3 separate regions of the Homo sapiens genome follow, and all the other regions are linked to region 2. A link is an interaction called in ENCODE POLR2A ChIA-PET data of the cell type or tissue named here. Cell type or tissue: MCF 10A. All regions are shown on one strand. Each heading gives the region's core, and the rest is flanking DNA. Links, peaks and the distances in the headings are about the cores only. Region 1 has its middle 34 kb from the start of LINC01618. Region 2 overlaps USP46 (ubiquitin specific peptidase 46). Region 3 has its middle 28 kb from the start of RASL11B.

Region 1 (4,988 bases), core at 1,621-4,120, 180 kb before region 2:
AACCAGTGCCAGAGGCCTGCATAGGCCCTGTAAGAAGCCTGGAGCTGTTTGGGCAGGGAATTCTGGGGTCCTGGAGCATAAACATAGTTGAGGGGTTGGTGTGGAAGGTGATGGGATGTTCCTGTGGAAAGGGGCACAGCCAGAAGAGAAAAGAATGGGGGCCTCAATGTCCCCCATTCTGGGCAGGGTCCCAGAAACCCAGGCTAAGGGCAGTACTGCAGGGAGAAAGCCAGATAGGGAAAGACACTGAGCTTAGTTCTGGACAGGCTGTGTTTGAAAGACCTGTGGACATGCCCAGAAGGTAGTCAGAGATTGTCATTCTGGAGCTCAGGAAAGTATGTCTCATCACATTCCCTGCACTCAGTGTCACCCGTATAAAGCAGGACACTCCTGGGCTGTGTGATGTGGTGTTGAGGTCTTCCTTCCTGCTCCAGCACTCTCTGCACCATAAACCCGCTCCCCCCACCTCACTGCCTGGCCACGTGGGAACCAAGCATGGGGAAGCCTGTCCCAGAGGCCCACCCTAGCCCTATCCACCAAATTCTTGTGATCAGTTTAACTACACAACAAAATTCAGATCAGAGTGAGGATTAGCCGAGGTAGTTTGTGAACAGTGCTTTGAACTTCACAGATGAAAGCCTCCTGACTTCCCCCGTTCACACAAAGATAGCCCAAGGTATTAAACGTGACGTAAACACATTGCCACCCCCTGGCTTCTCCACCCGATGCTAGGAGACTTTGCAGCTGGCTGGGTGATCAGTCAGCGTCCCAAATTGCCTTCCCCTGTGGCATTCCACTCAGGTCTCCCAGAGGGGGGAAATGGATTCTGTCCTCAGCCCACTGCTCCTGGAATTGCAAGCATTCGGTGAGGCTGGCCCCCACCCCTGGCTTCTCCAGGGCTCCTGCATGCAGAGCAGTGCTGCAGAGGACCATGGTACATGGACTTCCCCTCCACTATCCATCTCAGAGTGCACAGCTCAGGGCCAGAGACGAGGGGCAGAGCCAGGAGGGAGGCAGAGCAGCCCTCAGCATGGCCTGGCCTGCTGCTCGAGGTTATTGTTCCCAGATGGAGATTGTCAAACCCTGTCAGCCTCAGATACACACTGAGAGTGCTATATCCGCATTCCTGGAATGTGTGGCGGCCCCAGCTTCACCTTCTACAGCCTTTGATTCAATAACATGTCAAGTCCCTTCAGCCTCACCAGAGCTAAAACTTTCTCATCCACTCACTGCCTCTGCACACAGGCATTGTGGCTGTCTAAATATTTAAGCTGGGCCAAGGGGAGGTATATTTAGTCTGGATTGATTACGCTAGTTGTTTAAGCCAACTGGATCTCACCTGCTCATGTCAGTTTCATGATGAGCTCTGGAAGCCAAAGGCTGTTGGCTGTGCTTGTTGGGCCTTAGAACTGAGTATCATGACTGCTGTCCCAGGGGTTGGCTGCCTACAGGGCCAGGGGGAAGGAGCATGGCAATTTGGCTGGTTGCTCTTTAGTGTATGGCGTGGCTGCCGGCACCACAAAAGGCCTTAGCCAGAGACTTCTGGGGGTATCCTGGTGCCCTTCATTCTCCACTCGGCACACCCGGGCCATCACACAGACCCCTCCACACCAGTCCTGGCATTGCCTGCTAGCATTGTGATGCTGCTCCCGCCTGGTAGACCCTTTCTACAATGAGTCTATTCCCTTTGACTGATCTGAAAGAAATTGAATCTGCGAGTCATGAGGGTAATTGTGGGGACAGATGAGGATACCTGGGCCCAGGGATGAAAAGCAGTTTGCTTAGGATCACACAGCAGTTGGTGATGCAGCTGTATCTATAATTCTGGACCTTCGACTTTCCAGCTATCATGGGTCACATTGTGTCTTCTAAAAAGGCACGTTGAAATCCTAACTCCTGGTACTTGTGAATATGACCTTATTTGGAAATAAGGTATTTGCAGATGCAATCAAGTTGCAATGTGGTCATTAGAGCAGACCCTAACCCAATATGATTGGTTTCCTTATAATAAGAGGGAAATTTGGACACAGACATACACAGAGGGAAGACAGCCCATATGAAGAAGGAGGCAGACATTAGGGCTATGCAGCCAGAAGCCAGGGAACACCTGGATGAAGCCTCCATGAACTGGAAGAGGCAAGGAGGGATCCTCCCCTAGAGGCTTTGGAGGGAGTGTGGCCCTGCCCACCATCTTGATTTTAGACTTCTAACGTCCAGAACTGTGAGAGAAGGAATTTCTGGTGTTTTATGCCACCCAGTTTGTGGCATTTTGTTACAGCAGTCCTAGAAAACTCATACCATCCAATAGTGTCTCTGATACAAGAACTGGGTGAAATTCTAGAAAATGCGGTTCCTTGGAAGTGATGAGAGACAGCTCATTGTGGTTTCAGATTCAAGAGTACCTAGCAGGTCATGTTTAATATGTGAGTCATCTCTGAGGAGAACTTGATGTTCTGTGTTTCCTGTTACCTGAGAAAAGCTCTCCATCAAGGCCCAGTGATATGGACTCCTTCTCTCCTCCTAAAGTTTAATTTGTGGATTAATGTGAAATCATCCTTCTGATGATTTCATGTATGTGGCCTTCCCATCTGAGGTATTTCAACACACTTACCAAATACCGTGACCCTTAGGAGTGGCCTCTGGGGTTAGGAATTCCTGCTTTGCATCTGCCCTTTAACCTCCCCTAGTCCGAATGCCTTCATTAAACTGAGTCATTTAGTTTTGTGAATTCAGAAAAAATGAAAAGAGCTGGCATAGAAAACACTAGGGCTCTAGCTTTGGACTGACTGTGGGCTGTGGGTTTGGTCAAATAGGGCTTTGCAATTGACCTCAATGTTTATCCCAATTCTCAAGGCACAGAGATTATGAGCTGGCAATTTTCCGAGAATCCATTAGTCAACTCCTTGAGTCTGTGATGATGTTTCTTACAAGGCAATTAGCAGGTTTTTTCGTCCAGGGAGAGGTGTGTTCATGCCCTGACACCCAGCAATGCCAGTCCAAGAGAACCCTCATGCCTGTGGCCTTCTGCCAGCCTCACACATCAGCTGAGGTTGGCTCCCCAAACCCTAGGTCTCCTGGTTGTATCACTTTGGGAATAACCATACAAATAAATATGTTCCATTTTTGTGACTCACTGCCCCTCGCTGAAGCTTCTTGTTTACTATGGAAGAGCTAAGAATCTAAATGCATCAAGAGACAGCTCTCTCCACCCCGCAAGACATGAGTTGCACTAAGTGGAAGCATACTTTCTCTGTCTTCCCAAACCAATGGGTGGAATCAATTTAAAACCTCATAGTCATGCAATCCATGTGCAGAAACTCCCCTGCATGTTTTAATGTTCCTACCAAAAAGAACATAATGTTCTTGCCTGTATTTTAAGATAGCATTGCACTGCAAGGGCAATAGGTTTAAACAACTTCTCACTGGCTACACCAATTATAGTATAGTCATACACGGCACCCTGTGTAGCCACAGAGAGTCATGCTTGGGAAGCAAATTTTGTGATGTGGGAAAATGTTTATGGTCTGTTATTTTTTTTTTTTTTTAATTTTTTTTTTTATTATACTCTAAGTTTTAGGGTACATGTGCACATTGTGCAGGTTAGTTACATATGTATACATGTGCCATGCTGGTGCGCTGCACCCACTAACGTGTCATCTAGCATTAGGTATATCTCCCAGTGCTATCCCTCCCCCCTCCCCCGACCCCACCACAGTCCCCAGAGTGTGATATTCCCCTTCCTGTGTCCATGTGATCTCATTGTTCAATTCCCACCTATGAGTGAGAATATGCGGTGTTTGGTTTTTTGTTCTTGCGATAGTTTACTGAGAATGATGGTTTCCAATTTCATCCATGTCCCTACAAAGGACATGAACTCATCATTTTTTATGGCTGCATAGTATTCCATGGTGTATATGTGCCACATTTTCTTAATCCAGTCTATCATTGTTGGACATTTGGGTTGGTTCCAAGTCTTTGCTATTGTGAATAGTGCCGCAATAAACATACGTGTGCATGTGTCTTTATAGCAGCATGATTTATAGTCATTTGGGTATATACCCAGTAATGGGATGGCTGGGTCAAATGGTATTTCTAGTTCTAGATCCCTGAGGAATCGCCACACTGACTTCCACAATGGTTGAACTAGTTTACAGTCCCACCAACAGTGTAAAAGTGTTCCTATTTCTCCACATCCTCTCCAGCACCTGTTGTTTCCTGACTTTTTAATGATTGCCATTCTAACTGGTGTGAGATGATATCTCATAGTGGTTTTGATTTGCATTTCTCTGATGGCCAGTGATGATGAGCATTTCTTCATGTTTTTTTTGGCTGCATAAATGTCTTCTTTTGAGAAGTGTCTGTTCATGTCCTTCGCCCACTTTTTGATGGGGTTGTTTGTTTTTTTCTTGTAAATTTGTTTGAGTTCATTGTAGATTCTGGATATTAGCCCTTTGTCAGATGAGTAGGTTGCGAAAATTTTCTCCCATGTTGTAGGTTGCCTGTTCACTCTGATGGTAGTTTCTTTTGCTGTGCAGAAGCTCTTTAGTTTAATTAGATCCCATTTGTCAATTTTGGCTTTTGTTGCCATTGCTTTTGGTGTTTTGGACATGAAGTCCTTGCCCACGCCTATGTCCTCAATGGTAATGCCTAGGTTTTCTTCTAGGGTTTTTATGGTTTTAGGTCTAACGTTTAAATCTTTAATCCATCTTGAATTGATTTTTGTATAAGGTGTAAGGAAGGGATCCAGTTTCAGCTTTCTACATATGGCTAGCCAGTTTTCCCAGCACCATTTATTAAATAGGGAATCCTTTCCCCATTGCTTGTTTTTCTCAGGTTTGTCAAAGATCAGATAGTTGTAGATATGTGGCATTATTTCTGAGGGCTCTGTTCTGTTCCATTGATCTATATCTCTGTTTTGGTACCAGTACCATGCTGTTTTGGTTACTGTAGCCTTGTAGTATAGTTTGAAGTCAGGTAGTGTGATGCCT
Region 2 (4,988 bases), core at 805-3,304:
CATTTCCTTCAGCTATGACATGGGGATAATGAGTCCCCATCAGTGATTTATTTGGCAGAGAGAGTCACATTCAGTATTGCTCAGTGGGACAGGGGCTCCGTGGTGATATGTTGCTAACTAAACAGGTCAGGCATTCGTAGCCACTCTGGGTAAGTGCCCGGTGGTTAGGTAATGTGTGACAGCCAGCAGCCAAAGTGGACATACTCAGAGACAGTTCCTGGCTGGCTGCCCAAGCCTTACATCTGTAGCTAAAGAATTACTGAAAATGTGAATGAAAATATCTCCTCTCCTGGCTTGTGGTCCAGAGCTCAGACTCAGGAACCGAATTTACATAGGTTTGAATCCCAGATCTGCTCTTATTGGCTGAGTGAGCTTGGGCAGGTTCCCTACATTTTTTTCATGTGTAGAATGGGGATATTAAGAGTAATCTGCCTTGGGGTGGCAGGCAAGATTAAATGAATATGTAGATGTGAAGTTCTCTGAATGAGTGGCACCTACTGCTAACTTTTCCCCTGCTTCCCAAGTTTATTCAGTGAGCAAATTTATCAAGTGCCTTCTATACAACCAGACATTCTACTAGGTGCTGGCAAATGAATCAGACCTAATTGCTGCCCTTATAAAGCTTATGGCATAGTACAGGGGTTGGTAAGCTTTTCTGTAAATGTCTGGACAGTAAATGCTTTAGACTTTGTGGGCCGTAGTGTCTCTATCACAGCTACGCAATTCTGCTGTTAATATTGTGAAAGTAGTTGCCATAAGTAAATGAATGATCATGGCTGTGTTGCAGTAAAACTTTATTTATGACAACAATTGGTGGGTCATATTCTGCCCATAGGCTGTAATTTGCAGACCTGTGGTCTAGTGGGAAGACAGTTGTTAAATAATTACAATTATGATGTTACAGATTGTGCTAAGGGCTGTGGAGGAACAGACAGGATTCTATGAGTGGGAAGGGTCAGGGAAGGTAGCTTTGAAGAAGTGACATTGAAACCAAATGATGAGGAGAGGCAGCCAGAGGAGGAGATGGAGGGTGCTCCAGGCTGGTCTGTGGGTTCGTATCTTTTAAAGGCATAACAGATATTCTGCAGCTTTCTTTGGATTAAAATAAATAATTTCGTTCCTCTATTTAATTCATCGCCAGTTTTCTCCTCCCCTACCCTCTCCCTGCAATAATCCAAGAGATAAGCTATGTTACCAAGAGATAAGCTACATTAATATATTAACACATTTTGTTCTGCATATGCACTTTCTTTCTCTCCCTTTTCCATTGTTTTTGTTATATTATTGTCAGTATCTATCCAAGTATTTAGTAAAGATTGCACATTATTTCATTATTAGGTGTAGAATGGTTTACTCTCTAGAACTCAAATTTGCTTTTTGGTACGGTTTTCTCTTTTAGCATTTTAAAAGTTGACATTATTTGTTTTTATTCTTTGGCTAGATAAAAGGTCCACAGTCTTTGAAGTGATTTTGAAAAAAAATCTGCTTTCCTCTTAACTACATCTCATGTCTCCTCTGACTCCCAACCTCAATTTTATGTTTTCTCTAAACAAGTTGCCAGTACTCTGTAGAGATTCCATGGAAAAGGACTTGTGTGTTCTCATTCTAGAAAATTTCAAGGGGTGCTTCAGAAGGAAGGGGGTTCTCCCAACAACTTTGTGACCTCTTCGGTTTCTTCAGTTCTTTCAGTTCTGTGGTTCCAAGGAGACTCTGCCTCCCTGAGAGTCAATATTATGTAGTAGTTAGGGGCACACACACTGGAGCCAGATTGTTCAAGTTCAAACCCAATTCCAGTACTTAGTAGCTGTGTGAACTTGAATAGTTCCCTGCCCTCTCAGTTTTCTTATCTTTAAAATAAGGCCAGTAGCAGTGTCTGCCTCATAGAGTTATTATGAAGATGAAAATGAATGAAATACAAGTAAAATCCCTAGAACAGTAACTGTACACAGTCTATGCTATTTATGAGTTCTCTATTATTATTAATTACATCAGAGGCATCGGTAGCCATAATTCCTCTGTAATCACCCTTGAATTCTGTCAGGTGTCTTCTGACTCATCCTGAGATCTTGGGCTGAGTCACTTCATTTTTGCTTCACTTTCTTCATAAGACTATAGGAATGATCTTTGTCATCAGAATTCTGGGGACACTAGTCCTTTTGAAAATAGGTCCTTTATGTGCTTTGTACTTTGAAAGTATAGTTGATAAGTAGAGTAGCCTTTTGAACGATAGATCTACAAATGTGGGTTTAGCAGCAATGTTCACCTCTTCTGTCATCCACTTTAATTTATGGTCTATAATTAATGACTTATTCTCTATGTACTTAGAAATCCTTACATGTTATCTTTGGCCTTTCTTGTGTCCCTTCCTTGTACAAACTTGAAAGAAAGGCTGCATGTCCTAGGATGCAGATAAATGAGGTGCCTTAGAAAGATCTTGGGCAAGTAAGTTTACTTCTCTGGGCCTTCGTTTTTTAATCTGTGGCATGGTCTGGCTCTTCTCCAAGGATGCTTCCTGGTCCCTGTGTTTTTGTTTTAGGCTCTTCCATATTTTGACAGTGTTCTCATTGGTTTTTCCAGACCTTTTAATGCCATTGTTTTGATTATTTCCTCCTTCTGGGCAAGGCCGTCTTCATCCTTTACCCCTCGACCAAGGAAGAAATTCTAACTTGTTTTCCTTGTAAATTGCTTCAAAACATTTCTTTCTTTATCCGTCTTATGCATTTATGAATCATCCTTCCTGGGATTTTGTTATTGTTGTTTGTGTTTTGGTAGCACCCCTTGGCAGTCATAGAATTGCTTTCAGAGGTGCTTTGAGGAGCTAACATTATAGTCTTGTTGGAACTTGTCCCAGCTCAGATGCTATTTTTAATAAAGTTGGCTGCACTGTTTTTCAAAGGTTACTACGTTTTTTACTGATGGAAATAAGAACCCTATGTTTCTTATGCTTCCCGACCCTGTGATTTACCCCCCAAGATCGGTACTTTGTTCACCATCTGGTCATATAACAATTATTTTTCAGTTCCCCTCATTGCCTTTTGTGTCTTGTGCAGGGTGCTAGCAATAGAAGTGCAATCTCTTGGGTTTGTAACATACTTTACAATTTATACAGTGCTGATAACATTCCCAGTTTTGCTTCATTCTCTCTGCTGCCCTGAGGAATAGTCAGGCTGGATATCAACAGCCCAGCCTCTCAGCCAGGAAGTTAAGGCCACAGAGAGGTAAAGTGACTGAAATCAAAGGCATTTCATAGTGGTAAAAAAAAAAAAATGGCCAAATACAGCTCTGAGGTATTTGCCGAGGGCCTTAGGCAACTGGTTTGCAGGACATTTGTTTACTAAACTTTCATTATATTTTTAAAAATTTGTTAATTTTTTTTTTTTTTTTTGAGATGGAGTTTTGCTCTTATTGCTTAGGCTGGAGTGCCGTGGCGTGATCTTGGCTCATTGCAACCTCTGTCTCCCAGGTTCAGGCAATTCCCCTGCCTCAGTCTCCTGAGTAGCTGGGACTACAGGCATGTGCCACCATGCCTGGCTAATTTTGTATTTTTTTTTTAAGTAGAGACAGAGTTTCTCCATGTTGGTCAGGCTGGTCTCGAACTCCCAACCTCAAGTGATCCGCTCACCTTGGCCTCCCAAACTGCTAGGATTACAGCCATAAGCCTGGCCTAAAATTTTAATAAAAAATAATAATTGCTCATAGTAAAAATTTGAAGAGTTAAGAAGATAATAAGAAAAGCCACTTCTTGACCTCCTCTTCTTCTAGGCCTACTCCCTGATGCTGAAGACCACTGTTATAATCTCTCAAGTCTTCTTTCAAAAATTTCCATTAAATGTAGATGTTGAATACAGTGGCCTGGTCTTGTTCACCTTGTGTCCCTCAGATGTAGAATAGAGCCAGGCACGTCGCAGGGCTCAGTGTCTGTTGATGGAATGAACCACATTTACAGTATTGTCCTATGCAACACGTTATTACTCTGTAACATGTTTTTACTTATCATTGTATCTTAGGCAAATTTTCATAGCAGTACCTGTAGGGTAACTTTACTTTTTAAATTAGCTACATGGTATTCCATCATATGAATTACTATAATTATTTACCCAATTCAAGTTACTCCCATTTTTTTTTTCCTGTTAGAAAGCTTGCTGCAGGGATATGACTACTGATTGTCCCCTCAGTATCCATTTTTCAGCCAGGCACAATGGCTCACACCAGTAATCCCAGCACTTTAGGAGGTCAAGGGGAAAGGATTGTTTGAGCCCAGGAATTTCGAGACCAGCCTGGACAACATGGCAAGACCCTGACTCTACCAAAAAAAAAAAAAAAAAAAAAAACCCAGGCATGGTAGCATATGCCTGTAGTACCAGCTACTCATGGGGCTGAGGTGGGAGGATCACTTGAGCCTGAAAGGTTGACGCTGCAGTGAACCCTGTTAGCACCACTGCACTCCAGCCTGGGCGACAGAGTGAGAACCTGTCTGAAAAAAAAAATTCACTTTTCATTTCTAGAGACATTTTACCTGGTCGTGGCTGCCCAGGTAAAGACCACCTTTGCCAAACTCCCTTGCAGCTAGGTGTGGCCATATGACTAGATTAGATTCTAGCTAGCAGGATTGTGAGCAAAAGTAATGTGTGCAGCTTCCAGGAGCATCCTAGAGGAGGATCAGTCCTTTCCCATTTTTTTTTCTGCTTCCCCCTGGCAGAAGGCATTTGGTGGTAGGAGCTAGAGTAGCCATATTGGTTCCAAAGATGGAAACTGGCTCTTGAGGATGACAGTGCAACAAGATAAAAGGACCCCGAGTCCTCAACACTGCAGAGCAGCTGTATCAGGCCCACGCTGCATCCTCTTGCATACTTACATGAGAGAAAAATAAATTTTCATCTTGTTTAATCCACACTTACATTATTTGGGTCTTTTTACAGCCTTTATCTCTTTTTCCACTTCTGTGAAAATATAGTAGAATAAAAAAAGTCAAATTGCAGGGTTGAAGG
Region 3 (4,988 bases), core at 1,189-3,688, 190 kb before region 2:
ATGGCCACTGAACTTCACTTTCTGATATTCACGCTCTTGACAGTCCCCACCCACAATGAATGGGGCTGATCTGTGTAATCAAAAAGAGATTGTAGAAAGAGTGGTATATGTCATAAAAGACAAGGTTGCATCCACCTTGCTCTTTTGGATCACTCACCCTGGGAACTAGCTGCTGTGTTATGGGGAACTCAAGAAGTCCCACAGAGAGGCCCAAGCGCTGAGAAACTGAGGCCTCCTGCCAACAGCCAGCGCCAGCTTGCTAGCCATGTGAGGGAGACACCTATGAAGCAGAACTTCTGCCCCCAGTCCAGCTCTCAGATGGCTGCAGCCACCCACTGACAGTTTGACTACCACCTCATGAGGGCCCCCAATCCAAAATTCCCTGGCAAAGCCACTCCTGCATTCCCACACACAAACTGTGTGAGATAATAAGTGTTTGTTGTTTTCTTAGGTTGCCGAGTTTTGGAGTAATTTGTTATGTAGCAACAGATTAAAAAATATGGTGTTATTTTCTTTTCATATATATAATTTTTATTTTTAATTTTTGTGGGTACAGAGTAGGTGTATGTATTTGTGGGGTACATGAGATGTTTTGAAACAGGCATGCAATGTGAAATAATCATGGAGAATGGGGTATCCATCCCCTCAAGGATTTATCCTTTGAATGCAATCCAATTATATTATTTTAGTATTTTATTTTATTTTATTTATTTTATTTTATTTTATTTTATTTTATTTTATTTTATTTTATTTTATTTTATTTATTTTATTTTATTTTATTTTATTGAGATGGAATCCTACTTTGTCACCCAGGCTGGAGTGCAGTGGCGTGATCTTGGCTCACTCCAGCCTCTGCCTCTCGGGTTCCAGCGATTCTGCTGCCTCAGCCTCCTGGGTAGCTGGGATTACAAGCACGTGCCACCACAGCCAGCTAATTTTTATATTTTGAGTAGAGACAGGATTTCAATATGTTGGCCAGGCTGGTCTTGAACTCCTGACATCAGGTGATCTGCCCACCTCGGCCTCCCAAAGTGCTAGGATTATAGGCTTGAGCCACTATGCCCAGCCTCTCTTAGTTATTTTTAAATGTAAAATTAAATTATCATTGTCTATAGTCACCCTGTTGTGCTATCAAATACTAGGCCTTATTCATTCATTCTAACTATTTTTTGTACCCATTAAAGGAGTTATTTTCTTCATTTGATCCAAAGAGGAGGTGCATGACCTGAGCTAGACCAAGCCCACCCTTTCCTGTTAGAATTTCAGCAGAGTAAGAATGGCTGGGGCTTATTCATCCTGATGAGACTTTTTCTGTTAAAGACTTTTCCTTATTGATCTTGCCTCCTAGTTCTCTAGAATACCTTCACACCTGCCTATTTTGGAGCTGGTCCTCCTGGCTTTCACTCGCGTCCGTGTGAAGAGACCACCAAACAGGCTTTGTGCGAGCAATAAAGCTGTTTATTTCACCTGGGTGCAGGTGGGCTGAGTCCGAAAAGTGAAGGGAGATAGGGGTGGGGCCGTTTTATAGGATTTGGGTAGGTAAAGGAAAAAGGAGGGTTGTTCTCTGGCAGGCAGGAGTGGGGTGCTCAGCAGGGGAGCTTTTGAGACAGGATGAGCCAGGAGAAGGAATTTCACAAGATAATGCCATCAGTTAAGGCAGGAACAGGCCATTTTCATTTCTTTTGTGATGGAATGTCATCAGTTAAGGCAGGAACCAGCCACCTGGATGTGTACGTGCAGGTCACAGGGGATATGATGGCTTAGCTTGGGCTCAGAGGCCTGACACTGGCTTCCCATTAATTCTGCAAGCACCGAATATCCTTCAATGCATTTCCTTTTGCTTCAGTTAAGCACAAGCAGTGGAGTGAGAAAACTGGGTTCAAATCCCAGTTCCACCACTGACTGCAGTCTTGGACAAGTTGCTTGAGCTCTCTGTACTTCCATTGCTTCCTCTTTGACAAGTGTGTATAATAATAAGACATACGGGTATGTGGCTCACAGGGTTATCAGAAGGATCAATAAGTTAGTACTTAGCAAGCACTCAGAATATGGCCTATCACATAAAGAGCAGCAGGAAGCATTTGCTGTTATTGAAACCAATGAATACTACTCACCAGAACAGCCCAGGGAAGCACTGAGGTCGCTGACTAGTCAAGAGTGCAGAACCTCCAAGATTTGAGCCCCGCCTGGATTGCCTGATTTCACGTCTCTAGACCTTTAATCACTCCTAGGTAATAGCAGCACAGCTTGGCTGGAGCACAGTGCTAAGATATCCTCTTGTAATTATGCCAAAATTCACTTTTAACATGAGTCAGGCAGTGGCTCTCAGCTTGCTTTAGCAGGGTTATACCCAATCCACCCCCACACCAAAAAGGGAGCTTCTCCCCTTGTCTGTGGTCATTCCCATCTCTATCACACATTCTGATCTCTCACTCCAACTGTGAAGAACAGCCACTGGCTGTCTTCTACCTCTTACCTTTCCTCATCTACCTAGTTTTCATACCACACCTGGATGCTGATGAATAGATTTCTCTTGCTTACCTTGTTATTTTACTGGGAGTGGATGGGCAGATTGAATGAGGAAAGTAGTCCAAAGAGGAGCTGACAGGTGCCTTTGGACAAACAAGCAAGTGATATAGGTTACTGGGAAGTCACCCAAGATAGGGCAGAGTAGACCACTGCAATCCAAAGCCACCTTAATAGGCCAGAGAAAATGCATGAGAAAGTGGGAAGAGTGTGTGGGCAACAGAATTAAGAGTCCAGGCCCCCCGCCTGATTAACAAGAGCAGGATTTTTGTAAGTTCCAAGATTCACAGGGATATAAGGACTCATTCCTTCTTTCCACATATATTTACTGAGCATCTACTATGTACCAGGTACTGTGCTAGGTACTGAGGATGCGTCAGTGAACAAAGCAAAGTGACTGTCCTCACAGAGTGGCATTGCAGTGATAGAGATGGATAAAGTTAAATATATAGTTTGTTAGGTGATCACTAAGAAGAAAAGAATAACAGAAATGTCTTAGAAACAGAGCCTGAGACAGGGATTCAGGGCAGCTGATTTAGTTTTTAGGGTGTTTGTTTGTTTGTTTTGTTCTTGTTTTTGTTTTTGTTTTTTGAGACAGAGTTTCACTCTTGTCGCCCAGGCTGGAGTGCTATGGCACAATCTCAGCTCACTGCAACCCCCGCCTCTGGATTCAGGTGATTCTCCTGCCTCAGCCTCCCAAGTAGCTGGGACTAGAGGCGCCTGCCACCATGCCAGGCTAATTTTTTTTTTTTTGTATTTTTAGTAGAGACGGGGTTTCACCATGTTTGCCAGGCTGGTTTCAAACTCCTGACCTCAGGTGATCTGCCTGTCTCAGCCTCCCAAAGTGCTGGGGTTACAGGCATGAATCACCATACCCAGCCCTGATTTAGTTTTGAGGGAGAGCTCTCAGATGAAAAAGAGTGAAGGAAGGAATCAAGGAGTGAATGGGAAAAAAGCCAAACAAGATGTGGTCTTAGGTCTGATCCACAGGGACTCTGGAATATTCACATAACACTGCAGAATTCTCCCCCTTCCCCTTAAGGTGAAGGAAGCGGCCTTTTGTGTTCCGGTATCTTTCCATCACTGGCTGCAGGCTGCCCTAGCGTGGGTGCAGAAGGGAATGTGATTTCCCATCAAGGCAGTACCTGTTAGTTGAGTGAAATTCTCCAGGGAAGCAGGACATCTGGGAGTCTTTGGCAGCTGATCTTCACAGCAGCTCAGGGTGGGTGCACTGGGAGGAAAAGATTCTGGATGGAGCAACTGCCATGTCTACCTCAGGAGGAGGGGTTACAACATACCAGTAGGAGGTAACATTTTACATCGGATGGACAGGGGACCTCACTGAGAAGGTGGCTTCAAGAAATGCCTAAAGGAAGTGAGAGCACCCATTGTGTGGCCAATGGGGAGAAGTTGTGTGTTGAGAGGTGGGGGTTGTCCGTAGGCAGGAATGGCAGGTGCAAAGTCTCTGATGTGGCAGTGGTCTTGGCATGCTAAAGAAAAAGCAAGGAGGCTGGAGTGGAGGAATGAGAGACAGGCAAAGAAGACGCAGTGTGCAATGTAATGAAGAAGAAGGCAAGAAAAGCATATGACACTTGTAAATCAGAACCTGGACTGTACATTCCTTCTGAGAGTTAAGAAGCCACTGGAAGATTCTGAGCAGAGGGTTGACATGATTGCACTTTTATCTAGCAGGTTTATTCTTGGCTCCCATGTTGACAGTAGACCAAAGAGGCCAAGAGTGGAAGTGGGAGGCCAATTATAAGGTTATTGAAATAATCCAAGTGAGAGAAGTTAGCACTTGGACCAAGGTAGTGGTGGTGAAGGGTGATCAAATTCTGGAAATATTTTGATAGGTGAGCCAAGAAGAGTTTTTTTGAGAGTCTGAATGTCGGGTTTGAAAGAAAGAGAAAAGTCGAGAATGGTTCCAAGTTTTCGGACCTGACGTCTAAGAAGACAGTTTTCATCTACTGAGATGGGAAAGCTGGAACTGAGCTATCTTCAAGGGATTGATTAGAAGTAGTTTTAGACATGCTGAGTTCGAGATGTCCATTGGACATCCAAGAGAAAATGCCAAGTAGATACTTTAATAAAAATGTGGAAGTCCTAAGTGAAAAGATGTCACTCAAAAATATGAGATCATATAGGGAGTGAGTAAAGATTTTTTAAAAAGAGAGAAAAGAGATCCAAAAATATTTGTCCAGTGAAGCATGGCTGGGCTTGAGGCACCCCGCCAGCCATAGGGGTGTCTTCCCAATGACCTACGCGAGGTCCACTTTTGTGTCCCCAGAGCACTCACCTATGATGGGGTCACAGGGTGTGTCATAATTCCCAGAAGCCCCACCCTTGGAGCATCAGATTATATTTCAGAATCATAAATATAGAGATATTTAAATAATACCTGTATCAAAACCCTACATTTTCAAGAAAGATCAAGTAGAGGGTGATAGTTGATAGTAGGTTTT

Evidence for each region. Peaks named below come from ENCODE experiments on the same cell type or tissue, not always from the same donor. Only the 100,000 strongest peaks of a DNase experiment are listed, where the experiment ranks them.
Region 1: POLR2A ChIA-PET joins it to region 2 with 7 read pairs; 2 of 35 experiments call an interaction of 5 or more read pairs at or near these places.
Region 3: POLR2A ChIA-PET joins it to region 2 with 5 read pairs; 1 of 35 experiments calls an interaction of 5 or more read pairs at or near these places.

The regions. Positions count from the first base shown.
Region 1 is chr4:52,821,046-52,826,033 of GRCh38, reverse strand. No RefSeq gene overlaps it. Among named protein-coding and RNA genes, the nearest start is that of LINC01618, 34 kb to the right of the region's middle. In MCF 10A, for the core only: no CTCF peak of the experiment used is centred there; DNase peaks (open chromatin) are centred at 2,423 and 2,903.
Region 2 is chr4:52,639,204-52,644,191 of GRCh38, reverse strand. All of the region lies in intron 1 of USP46 (ubiquitin specific peptidase 46), which reads left to right. Among named protein-coding and RNA genes, the nearest start is that of USP46, 18 kb to the left of the region's middle. RefSeq lists enhancers at 1,979-2,168, 2,179-2,248 and a silencer at 4,356-4,586. In MCF 10A, for the core only: no CTCF peak of the experiment used is centred there; DNase peaks (open chromatin) are centred at 2,061 and 2,791.
Region 3 is chr4:52,831,599-52,836,586 of GRCh38, reverse strand. No RefSeq gene overlaps it. Among named protein-coding and RNA genes, the nearest start is that of RASL11B, 28 kb to the left of the region's middle. RefSeq lists enhancers at 1,323-2,179, 2,180-3,037, 3,576-4,076. In MCF 10A, for the core only: no CTCF peak of the experiment used is centred there; a DNase peak (open chromatin) is centred at 2,266.